Linked DNA regions of Homo sapiens: region 2 is linked to region 1. A link is an interaction called in ENCODE POLR2A ChIA-PET data of the cell type or tissue named here. Cell type or tissue: OCI-LY7. All regions are shown on one strand. Links, peaks and the distances in the headings refer to the core of each region. The heading gives the core; the rest is flanking DNA.

The links. ChIA-PET counts read pairs that join two places held together with the same protein. Peaks named below come from ENCODE experiments on the same cell type or tissue, not always from the same donor. Only the 100,000 strongest peaks of a DNase experiment are listed, where the experiment ranks them.
Region 2: POLR2A ChIA-PET joins it to region 1 with 7 read pairs; 1 of 35 experiments calls an interaction of 5 or more read pairs at or near these places.

Annotation. Positions count from the first base shown.
Region 1 is chr10:30,412,370-30,418,050 of GRCh38, forward strand. No RefSeq gene overlaps it. Among named protein-coding and RNA genes, the nearest start is that of MAP3K8, 19 kb to the right of the region's middle. In OCI-LY7, for the core only: CTCF peaks have their summits at 1,818 and 2,022; DNase peaks (open chromatin) are centred at 1,832 and 3,462; H3K4me3 peaks cover 595 bases; H3K27ac peaks cover 1,205 bases.
Region 2 is chr10:32,352,762-32,358,442 of GRCh38, forward strand. The region is part of intron 1 of EPC1-AS1 (EPC1 antisense RNA 1); the gene reads left to right. It also overlaps a transcript of EPC1 not described here. Among named protein-coding and RNA genes, the nearest start is that of EPC1-AS1, 8.2 kb to the left of the region's middle. In OCI-LY7, for the core only: no CTCF peak of the experiment used is centred there; no DNase peak of the experiment used is centred there; H3K4me3 peaks cover 856 bases; H3K27ac peaks cover 761 bases.

The DNA of each region.
Region 1 (5,681 bases), core at 369-5,368:
AAAATTTCATAGTTCTGTTCCTTGTGGCTTAGCCTAGCATCTTGAAAAAGGATAATCCCTAAGTATTAAGTAAAGATCAGGGGATCTTCAAGGTATAGTATAAAAGGCACTGGCCTGGGAATCAGAAGAAGGGAATCAGAAGAAGTGGGTTCTAGTCCTCCCTCTACTAGGAGCCTACCACCTGTCATTAGGAAAGAAATTTAATGTCTTTTTCTTTTTCTTTTCTTTTCTTTTCTTTTCTTTTTTTTTTTTTTTGAGATGGTGTCACGCTCTGTTGCCCAGGCTGGAGTGCAGTGGCACAAATCTAGGCTCACTGCAACCCCTGCTCCCTGGGTTCAAGTGATTCTCATCCTTCAGCCTCCCAAATACCTGGACTACAGGTGTGCACCACCATACTTAGCTAATTTTTGTATTTTTAGTAAAGGCAGGGTTTCCCCATGTTGGCCAGGCTGGTCTGGAACTCCTGGCCTCAAGCGATCCACCTGCCTCGGCCTCCCAAAGTGGTGGGATTATAAGCGGAAGGCACCATGCCTGGCCAAAAGCTTATTTTAAAATCATATTTTCTTTCATTTAATCTTTATGAGTGGATTGTAGAAACCATGGAATTGCTTAAGATTGACATGTTTTCTGAACTAAAATGAGTGAAATGTGTATATTCATCATCTGACAAGCCAGTTGTTTAATGTAGTCAACATGCTTGTTATGTAATCACTTCTGGTTGTATTTCTAAATTCTGGGCCTCCCAACTTCTCTAGCAGGTCAAGCCAGGAGGACTTTCATGAACTACATCAGCATGCCAATCCCAACCATTCACTAAGATTCACTCTTAGATTTTGCTGGGAAATATAAGATACAAATAAAATTGCCAAAGTGACTCCTCATGGTTATATTATGCAGAGAGATAGACTGTTGTTATGTTGTTTCCTTAGAAATCATTACAAGCTGCTTCACGTGTGTGTGTGTGTGTCACAGTATATTACATGTGCAATATATTATACATGCAATATATTAAAAGATACAGGTTGGTCACTGTGGCTCAAGCTGTAATCCCAGCACTTTGGGAGGCTGAGGTGGGTGGATCACCTGAGGTCAGGAATTCGAGACCAGCCTGGCCAACATAGTGAAACCCTGTCTCTACTAAAAATACAAAAATTAGCCAGGCGTGGTGGCACACACCTGTAATTCCAGCTACTTGGGAGGCTGAGGCAGGAGAATCGCTTGAACATGGGAGGCAGAGGTTGTAGTGAGCTGAAATCACACCACTGCACTCCATCCTGGGCAACAGAAAGAGACTCCATCTTAAAAAAAAAAAAAAAAAAAGATTAGCAGGGCCCATTATCTCTTTCCTGAACTTTGTCTGTATCAAATTATTCAAGAATCTCATGGCCTGACACGGTGGCTCACGCCTGTAATCCCAGCACTTTAGGAGGCCAAGGCGGGCAGATCATCTGAGGTTGGGGGTTGGCAACCAGCCTGACCAACATAGAGAGACCTCATCTCTACTAAAAATACAAAATTAGCCAAGTATGGTGGCACATGCCTGTAATCCCAGCTATTCGGGAGGCTGAGGCAGGAGAATCGCTTGAACCTGGGAGGCAGAAGTTGCGGTGAGCCGAGATTTTGCCGTTGCACTCCAGGCTGGGCGACAAGAGTGAAACTCTGTCTCAAAAAAAAAAAAAAAAAAAAGAATCTCGGGCACAGGCTTTGGCCATCCAAATGGACAGTCCTGTTAACAAACACCAAAGAAAGAACTGATAAATCTGGTCATTTCTGACAACACGTGTTTTCTGCCACTGCTATTTCTATTATGGCCACATGGAGTCACTGTTGAAAACTGTCCAATGCTTTCTCACCCAATGCTAGGATGAAGCAATGCCCTGCTGTTTCAAATGTCCTCATAAAAACAGCTTACATTTACTTTGAACATACTGTGTGACAGTATTGTGTTGTGTCTAATTACATCACAATATGCCTGTGAATGTTGTTGTTATCCCCATTTTATGGATATGAAAATTGAGAAAATTAAGCAAAATGACCAAGGTCATAGAATAAGTGGTGATTCCAACACAGATTTGACTGACTTTCTAATCATTGTGATTATAGGTCCATCCCTTAAACTTGTTCATGCTTTTTGATCTAGTAATTCCATTACTAGAAATCTATCTGAATTAGAGATGCACATGAAGGTACATACAGGAATTTTCAATGCCATATATGTAGGAAAGTTAGAAGCAATCTACAGTTCCAATGTGAGGAGGGGACTACTTAATTTGTAATCTATCCACAGATTAGAATACTATTAGATTATAAATATAGATCTCTATTTATACATATGTTACATATAATTTATATGTAATATATAATATGTATTATACTACATATTTATATTATATATAATATAATTTATATGTAATATATGTAAATATAGATCTCTATTTTTATATGTTACATATATGTATACATCATATGTATATATCATATTTATGTTACATATGTTATATCATATTTACATGTGTTACATCTGATATATATTTTATGTAACAATATATAAACATGTGTAATATGTAAACATGTATATTATATATAACACATATATACATATTACATTGTATGTAACATATATGAAGAGATCTAAGTTTATATGTATATCACATATATATGTATATTTACATATATACACACGTATATACACATACACACACATATACACATACACACACACACACACACACACACACACACACACACACACACACACATATATATTTTAGAGACAGGGTCTACTATGATGCCCAGGCTGGAGTGCAGTGGTTGTTTACAAGCACAATCATAGGTCACTGTGGCCTAAGACTCTTGGGCTCAAGTGATCCTCCTGCCATAGCCTCCAGAGTAGCTGGAGCTACATACATGCCACCATGCCCAGCTAACATATTACATTTATTAAGTGATTAATATTAATATTAGCCACTTATAGTTCTAAGCATTTTAGGTATATTGGCTCAGTTAACACCCACAAAACCCTAGGATACAGGTAGTAATAGAATATTTTATCTAGCGTAAGAAATCATCATTATGAAACACTTCATTATTTTGGCCAGGTGTGGTGGCTCACACCTGTCTGTAATCTCAGCACTTTGGGAGGCTAAGCCAGGGGGATCACTTGAGACCAGGAGTTCGAGACCAGCCTGGCCAACATGGCAAAACCCCGTCTCTACTGAAAATACAAAAATTAGCCAGGTGTGGTGGTACGCACCTGTAATCCCAGCTACTCGGGAGTCTGAGGCACGAGAATCACTTAAACCCAGGAGGCAGAGGTTGCACTGAACCAAGATCACGCCACTGCACTCCAGCTTGGGCGACAGAGCGAAACTCCATCTCAAAGAAAAAAAAAAAGAAGTAGCATTAACAATTTTCTTATTTCCTCTGTGATTTCTTTTTCTAAGCCGTTGTTGCTATGGAGACCATGAAGAATCAGTGAGACTGAAAGTCATGTACCAGTGCCCATAGGCAAATGTTTTAAAGTGTGAACATTGGATTTTGGAATCTGACACTAATGTTCTTGCAGTTTGGCTTTGTGTATTCCCAAGTAAGTTTTCTTTCTGTTTTTGGGAGACTATAGTTTCTAAAGTTGGTCCAGGGAACTGATTCGTGAGTCAGAAGTATTTGGTGAGCTTACTAAAATATAGATTTCTGGGCTGCACCCTTAGAATTACTTCATCAGAATATCTAGAAGTGCGATTCAGGAATCTGTATTTTTTTTAAAACAAGGTTTAGCATTTATAAATGGTTTTAGCTAAAGCATGAGAACCATTACTGAAGACCATCACTGGATGTGTGCCAATAATTCATGGAATTCTAGATTTACTTTTTAATTTACTTTTCTTTCTCTCTTTTTTTGAAACAGAGTTTCACTCTGTCACCCAGGCTGGAGTGCAATGGTGTGAACACAGCTCACTGCAGCTTTAAACTCCTGGGTTCAAGCGGTCCTCCCCCGTCAGCCTCCCAAGTAGCGAGCCTCCATACCTGGCTAGTTTTTGTATTTTATGTAGAGACAGATTGTCTCCATGTTTCCCAGGCTGGTATCAAACTCTAGAGCTCAAGAGATCTTCCAGTCTTGGCTTCCCAAAGTGCTGGGATTATAGGCATGATCCACCACACCTACTCTTTGTATTTAATTTTCTGAAAAGGATATGGTCTTCTTTTTTCATTTTATTTCATTTTATTTTATTATTTTATTTTTATAGAGACAAGGTCTACCTATGTTGCCCAGGCTGGCCTCGAACTCCTGGGCTCAAGGGATCCTTCTGCCTCAGCCTCCCAACGTGCTAAAATTACAGGCATGAGCCATAACGCACAGCGCTAAAGAGTATGTTTTACCACATGAAAAACATCTCATCAAATCCAGTTATTGCTGGAGTTAAGCACTTTTCTCCATGCAGACCAAGTGGATGCTTTTTTTCTATGCTTGCTTCCATATTAATTTTTGACTTAGATTTCAGAGACTTTTATTAATTTACTTACATGTGATTTTCAACTGTGATCCCCTCTTTAGTAATGAGTTCTATGAACTTAGACCCCAATAATTCCATGAATTCAGATGCACAGTCACTCATACAAGTACAGCATTACTCATTTCTATTATTTTGTTTGTTTGTTTGTTTGAGATGGGGTCTGACTCTGTTGCCCAGGCTGGAGTGCAGTGCAGTCTGGAGCTCCCAGGCTTAAGTGATCCATCCCCTCATCTCGGCCTCAAGAGTAGTTGGCACTACAGGTGGATGCCACCATGCCCAGCTAATTTTATTTATTTATTTATTTATTTGTAGATACAGCGTCTCCCTATGTTGCCCAGGCTGGTCTTGAACTCCTGGGCTCAAGCAATCCTCCCCACTTGGCCTCTCAAAGTGCTAGGACTACAGGAGTGAGCCACCGCGCCTGGCCCACTATTCCTGCCACATTTAGTACTAACTCATGTCTTCTTTTCTTCAGAATAAGAAAGGAAGAAAAGTGTCCTTGGAAGAGACAAGAGACAAGAGAGATTGCTGTCCCGTGTTTCTTTCCTCTGCAGGCTGTTGTATCCTGTCAGAGCCATCTGTCACTGGATCTCTTAGGAAATGCTACTGCTGCCAGACTGTCTTGTGGGCAGAAGTGCCTGTACCTGCCAGTGGTTGCAAGGCAGAGGAAACAGCCTCTAGTTGGATGGGGACCAGCATCTGGGAAATACTCTGACTCCACTCCTGGGGATAGAACCCATGTTTTCTTCCTGGGTCAAGCCACTTCTCGTTGGTCTATGGCAATCCAGCTGGGTTAGGAAAAGAAAAGCCCGCCTGGGCAGCCACATAGCTAAAGGCTCAGGACATTAAACACTAGGCTTGCTCTTCTTTGTCCCAGTGTATTAAAAAACAAACACTCCATGTAGTTCCCTGAGACACAAAAACAGGCCTTTAAACTGACCTTTCTAAAGAAACTGTTAGCTGGGCATGGTGGCTCACACCTGTAATCCCAGCACTTTGGGAGGCCGAGGCAGGCAGATCACTAGAGGTCAGAAGTCCAAGACAAACTTGTCCAACATGGTGAAACCCCATCTCTACTAAAAGAAAAAAAATTAGTGGGGCATGGTGGCAGGCGCTTGTAATCCCAGCTACTCAGGAGGCTGAGGTAGGAGAATCGCTTGAATCCAGGAG
Region 2 (5,681 bases), core at 248-5,247, 1.9 Mb after region 1:
TTTTCGTGACAGCCCTGTTAGGTATTTCCTGTTGGGTTTAGAGAGGTTGTGTGACTGGCTTATGGCCAGGAAGCTGATAAGAGGCAGTGCTTAGTATCCCTAGTATCTATCTGGCCAGACACAGTGGCTCACACCTGTAATCCCAGCACTTTGGGAGGCTGAAGCGGACAGATTACCTGAGGTGGGGAGTACAAGACTAGCCTGACCAACACGGAGAAACCCTGTCTCTACTAAAAATATAAAATTAGCTGGGCGTGGTGGCACATGCCTGTAATCCCAGCTACTCAGGAGGCTGAGGCAGAAAAATACCTTGAACCAAGGAGGCGGAGGTTGCAATGAGCCAAGATCGCGCCATTGCACTCCAACCTGGGCAACAAGAGCACAACTCCATTTCAAAAAAAAAAAAAAAAAGCAAAAAAAGAAATCCCTGGTATCTGATTCCAGAGTGCAGTCCCAGATTGAAGTGAAGTGCGAACTAGAATCGAAGAAAGAGATGTTTAAGAGGGTTGGTAATGAAGGGCAAAGAGAGAGAGAAAGGGGTAGCTATTTGAAGTCAAGGGTTTCATTGTTTTTGAAAGTAGGAGAGATGTGGGCATGTTTGTATACTAAAAGCAAAGAATCATTTAAATGGGTTAATTTTAGGGCTGTCTTTTTCTGAGCCAGGCAGGAAAGAATGACAGCCAGAATGGACAGTGATGCAAAGAGTTAAACTCTCTTTGATGGGACAACAAGATTAAAAATCATAATACTGGTTTTGGTAGCAGGAGTCCGGATTCCTCATTTCTTCAAGCATTCAACAAATATTTATCAAATGTTTACTAAGAGCTAAGGCAAGACAGTTTGTGTTGGAGAAACAATAATAAACAAGATATGGTCTCTACATCCTCACGGGACTAATAATAAAGTGAGGTACTGTATTTGTATTTAATTGGGAAAATGTGAAATTAATATCTTTAAACCATGTAAATGCACAATGATCTCTACATTAAAAAGTGATGTAGTGCAATAATTTAAAGCATTCTGCAAAAGTATGAATACTGAATACATTATCACTTGAAGTAATCATTTCTAATCATTTCTCTTAACTTCCTGCTTTTTACTTTCATAATAAGCTACATAAAGAAATGACTGCAAACAATTCTTCCACCATAACATTTAGGTAAACAAACACTGGAAGCCCTTTATAGTATGTTGTTTTTTTCATCTAGGAAATGTTGGAAAGAAAATATTACAGTTGCCTTTCAATATATTTACTAAGGTGTCACAGAAACAATATCTGAAGTACTGATTTCCTTACTGAGTAATTTGTGCATGGAGGTCTGTACATAATCTTTAAGAACTATTTTTCACATAAAATAAAATCATTCAGAATATATTTAGAAACAATATATCTGTACCTTAAGAGAATAAAGGGCAAATTATCAATCTTAGCAAACAGTAGCAGGATGGACTCAAAGTTATTTCAGTTTAACTTTATCTTCAATATGAAGTTTAACAACAACAACAAAAAAGAAATGAAAAATGCATGATTCAATACAAAAAATTAGCTGGGCATGGTGGTGGGCGCCTGTAATCCCAGCTACTTGGGAGGCTGAGGTAGGAGAATGGTGTGGACCCGGGAGGCGGAGCTTGAAGTGAGCCAAGATTGTGCCACTGCACTCCAGCCTGGGCGACAGAGTGAGACTCTGCCTCAAAAAAAAGAAAGAAAATGCGTGATTTAAACAAATGGGACTATCTGAGAATTGTAGTTGCAGCAGTATTGGGATTTAAAAAAGATGTCACACAATACATTTTAGATTTTCTATGTAATCTAAATAGAATGTCTTTACACATTTATTGTGTAAATCCTAAGGTTTAGGTTTTCTATAACCTTAGGATTTACACAATAAATGTGTAAATGTATTGGGATTTACACATTTATTGTAAATGTGTAATGTGTAACTGGCCACACAGCACAGAAGTGGGTGGCAGGCAAGCCAGCAAAGCTTCATCTGTATTTACAGCCAATCCCTAGTGCCCACATTACCACCCAAGCTTCACCCGGCATTAGATTCTCATAGGACCTCAAGCCTTATTCTGAGCTGCACATTGAGGGATCTGGGTTGCATGTTCCTTATGAGAATCTAATGCCTGATGATCTGTCACTGCCTCCCATCACTGTCCCCACATAGGACTGTCTAGTTGCAGGAAAACAAGCTCAGGGCTCCCACTGATTCTACATTATGGTGAGTTGTAGAACTGTTTCATTATATATTACAATGTAATAATAATAGAAAGAAAGTGCACAATAAATGTAATGCACTTGAATCATCCTCATAGGGGGAGCACTCCCTCCCCTGGATCCATAGAAAAGTTGTCTCCCATGAAACTAGTCCCTGGTGCCAAAAAGACTGGGGACCACTGCTGTAAATCATCTGATCTTTTCCTCACTGTGCTGGCAAGCAGTTGATACCTCTATGACAGCATTTTAAGGAGGATACTACTAGTTGCAGTTGGAGAAGTGGTGGGATGCGTGAACAGGAAACTGTTGAGAAACTGAACTTGAAAAATAATAATTTACTCCTTAGCAGAGGAACTATTCGGTAGTCTCTTCCATGTCTCATCCCAACAATTAATTTCTCAGAATAAAAGTCTATCTTAGAAAAATGTACAAATTAAACTGTATACATTTTAGAAATATTTGGTGGTATTTATCTAAACTGGATTACGTTAAATTACTGTCAACCCATTAAATCCATTGACTGGCACATACTGACAGATTACTATGTGTAGGCCAGGCATTGGTGCAAGGTTATAAATGGTAGAAAGACAAAAACAAAGAACACACTACCTTTAGTGCCTTACCCTTTTTTTTTTTTTTTTTTTTTTTTTTTTTTTTTTTGGGACAGAGTTGACCAGGCTAGAGTGCAGTGGCATGATCTTGGCTGCAACCTCCGCCTCCTGAGTTCAAGCCATTCTCCTGCCTCAGCCTCCCGAGTAGCTGGGACTACAGGCGTGCGCCACCACACCCAGCTAATTTTTGTATTTTTAGTAGAGACAAGGTTTCACCATGTTGGCCAGGCTGGTCTTGAACTCCAGACCGCAGGTGATCTGCCTGCTTTGGCCTCCCAAAGTGCTGGGATTACAGGTGTAAGCCACTGCACCTGGCCAGTGCCTTACACTTTTGAGTAGATAGACTACTTAAGCATTAGTTTTACTAAGTAATGCACATACAAATCAGTATGGTACAGATGGTACATGATGGGTGAAGGAACAAAGGAACAAAATTTAGAGAAAAATTGTTAATGAAGTAGAAACATATGTTGGAACATTTAAGTACAATTTATTAGTGGGTGGTAGACAAAGACTGTCAGGGAGGAAGGGCTTCGAGAGAGAAAATATCATGAATTGCTTTTGCTTTTATAACACGAGGAAGGAAATTCTGTTTTCTTACTGAAACTTGGGGTACAGAATTATCATCTAATAAATTAAGATTAGTGAAATAAAATGTTTTATCTTTCACTATATTTATTCTTCTCCATGACACCTTGAGTAACATTGTGCCAATTGCTTAGGTAAGCACTGTGAATCTAGTTCCCCTTCCCTTTCAGAGCAGGGAAGGGAAAGTGAATGACTGGAAGCCCATGGAGTGGGATTCTTGGTGTGAAGACTCACTCAGGGAGTGAGAGAGGAGCATAGAGAATGGAGCCCTGGGGAATACCAACATCTAGAAGATACCCAGGACAAGAACAGAGGGAGAGGCTGGGACAAGCCTGGAGACAAGCCAAATGAGGTCAGCATTTCAAGGAGGAGATCAACGAGGAGAATCAAAAAGAATGAGGAGGTCACAGTAAACCCATTTTCTTTAGGACACCGTGGGAGGAAAATAGACTCTGTGAGCTGAGCCGTGAATTGGAAGTTATAGGCCTAGTGGTGCCTGCGCACGTTGATTAAACATTTACCGCCAGGCGCGGTGGCTCACGCCTGTAATCCCAGCACTTTGGGAGGCCGAGGCGGGCGGATCACGGGGTCAGGAGATCGAGACCATCCTGCCTAACACGGTGAAACCCCATCTCTACTAAAAATACAAAAAATTAGCTGGGCGTGGTGGTGGGCACCTGTAGTCCCAACTCGGGAGGCTGAGGCAGGAGAATGGCGTGAACCCGGGAGGCGGAGCTTGCAGTGAGCTGAGATCGCACCACTGCACTCCAGCCTGGGCGAGGGAGCGAGACTCCGCATCAAAAAAATAAAAATAAAAAAATTTACCAAAGCCCCCAAAAAAGTGATTTCCCAGTACCCTCCTATAATCATTGTTTAAGTACTTGTTCACAAGAATGAGACCACTTTGAAGTCAAAAATCAGTTAAGCTTCAGGACATAGCCAGGGACACAGAGTAGCTATCATCCTCAGCGCCTCCCATGTTAGAACAGAGTACATGACGTATCTTCCAGAGTTAAAGCTGTAGAAGCTTGGAAACCAAAGACCTACATGACTTCTCTACATGAATTACTGACACAGGTAAAAGCCACATCCAGATCTTAAGATTTCTTCTGAATTTGGTTTCCCAAACACGAGACGCATAAGACAAAAAATAAGACAGTTGCACTGCAGCAGCATGTATATTGGAACGAGATAATATTTTTTGTTTCAATTGATTTATTTATAATAAGGTTAACACTTTGTGTTTCTGTTTCTTCTGGTCTTTTCTGGTTTTGTTTGTTAGTTTTGTTGTGGTTTTGACACAGGATCTTGCTTTGTGGCCCAGGCTGCAGTGCAGTTGTGCTATCACGGCTCACTGCAGCCTCAAACTTCTGGATTCAAGTGATCCTTCTGCCTCAGCCTTCAGTAGCTGGGACTACAGGTGCGTGCCACCATGTCTGGATAATTTTTTAATTGTTTTCTAGAGACAGGGTCTTGCTACGTTGGCTAGGCTGATCTTGCACTCCTGACCTCAAGCAGTCCTCCTGCCTCAGCCTTCTAAAGTGCTGGGATCATAGGTGTGATTCACCATGCCTGGCCCCATTTGTTAGTTTTTGTTTTTGCTTTTCATTGGCTGGTTTTACAATATAGAGATAATACAGTTTATTCTGTTTTGTGGCCTTCTCAATAAATTTTTTTTTTTTTTTTTTTTTTTAGACAGAGTCTCACTCTGTTGCCAGGCTGGAATGTAATGGCATGATCTCCACTCACTGCAACCTCCACCTCCCGGATTCATGAGATTCTCCTGCCTCAGCCTCCCGAGTAGCTGGGATTACAGGTGCCTGCCACCTTACCCAGCTAATTTTTGTATTTTTAGTGGAGACAAGGTTTCACCATGTTGGCCAGGCTAGTCTCGAACTCCTGACCTCAAGTGATCCACCCGCCTCAGCCTCCCAAAGTGGTGGGATTACAGGCATGAGCCATCACGCCCAGGCTACTTCTCAGTATAATTTGAGAATGCTCCCATCTCATTAAATACTCTTCTGAGACTATTATTTGACAAAGATACTTATCTAGCATCTGTAAAACAATTTACTTAAGAATTACCCTCTTAAAGTATAGAATGCACTGACTTTTCATTGTTATAAAGAACACGTATAATCTGAATAGTACTTTTAAAATAAAAATAAAAAGTGGGTTTAGGATGGGTGTGGTGTCTCACACCTTTAAACCCAGCACTTTTCAAGGCTGAAGCAGGAGGATCACTTGCACCCAGGAGTTTG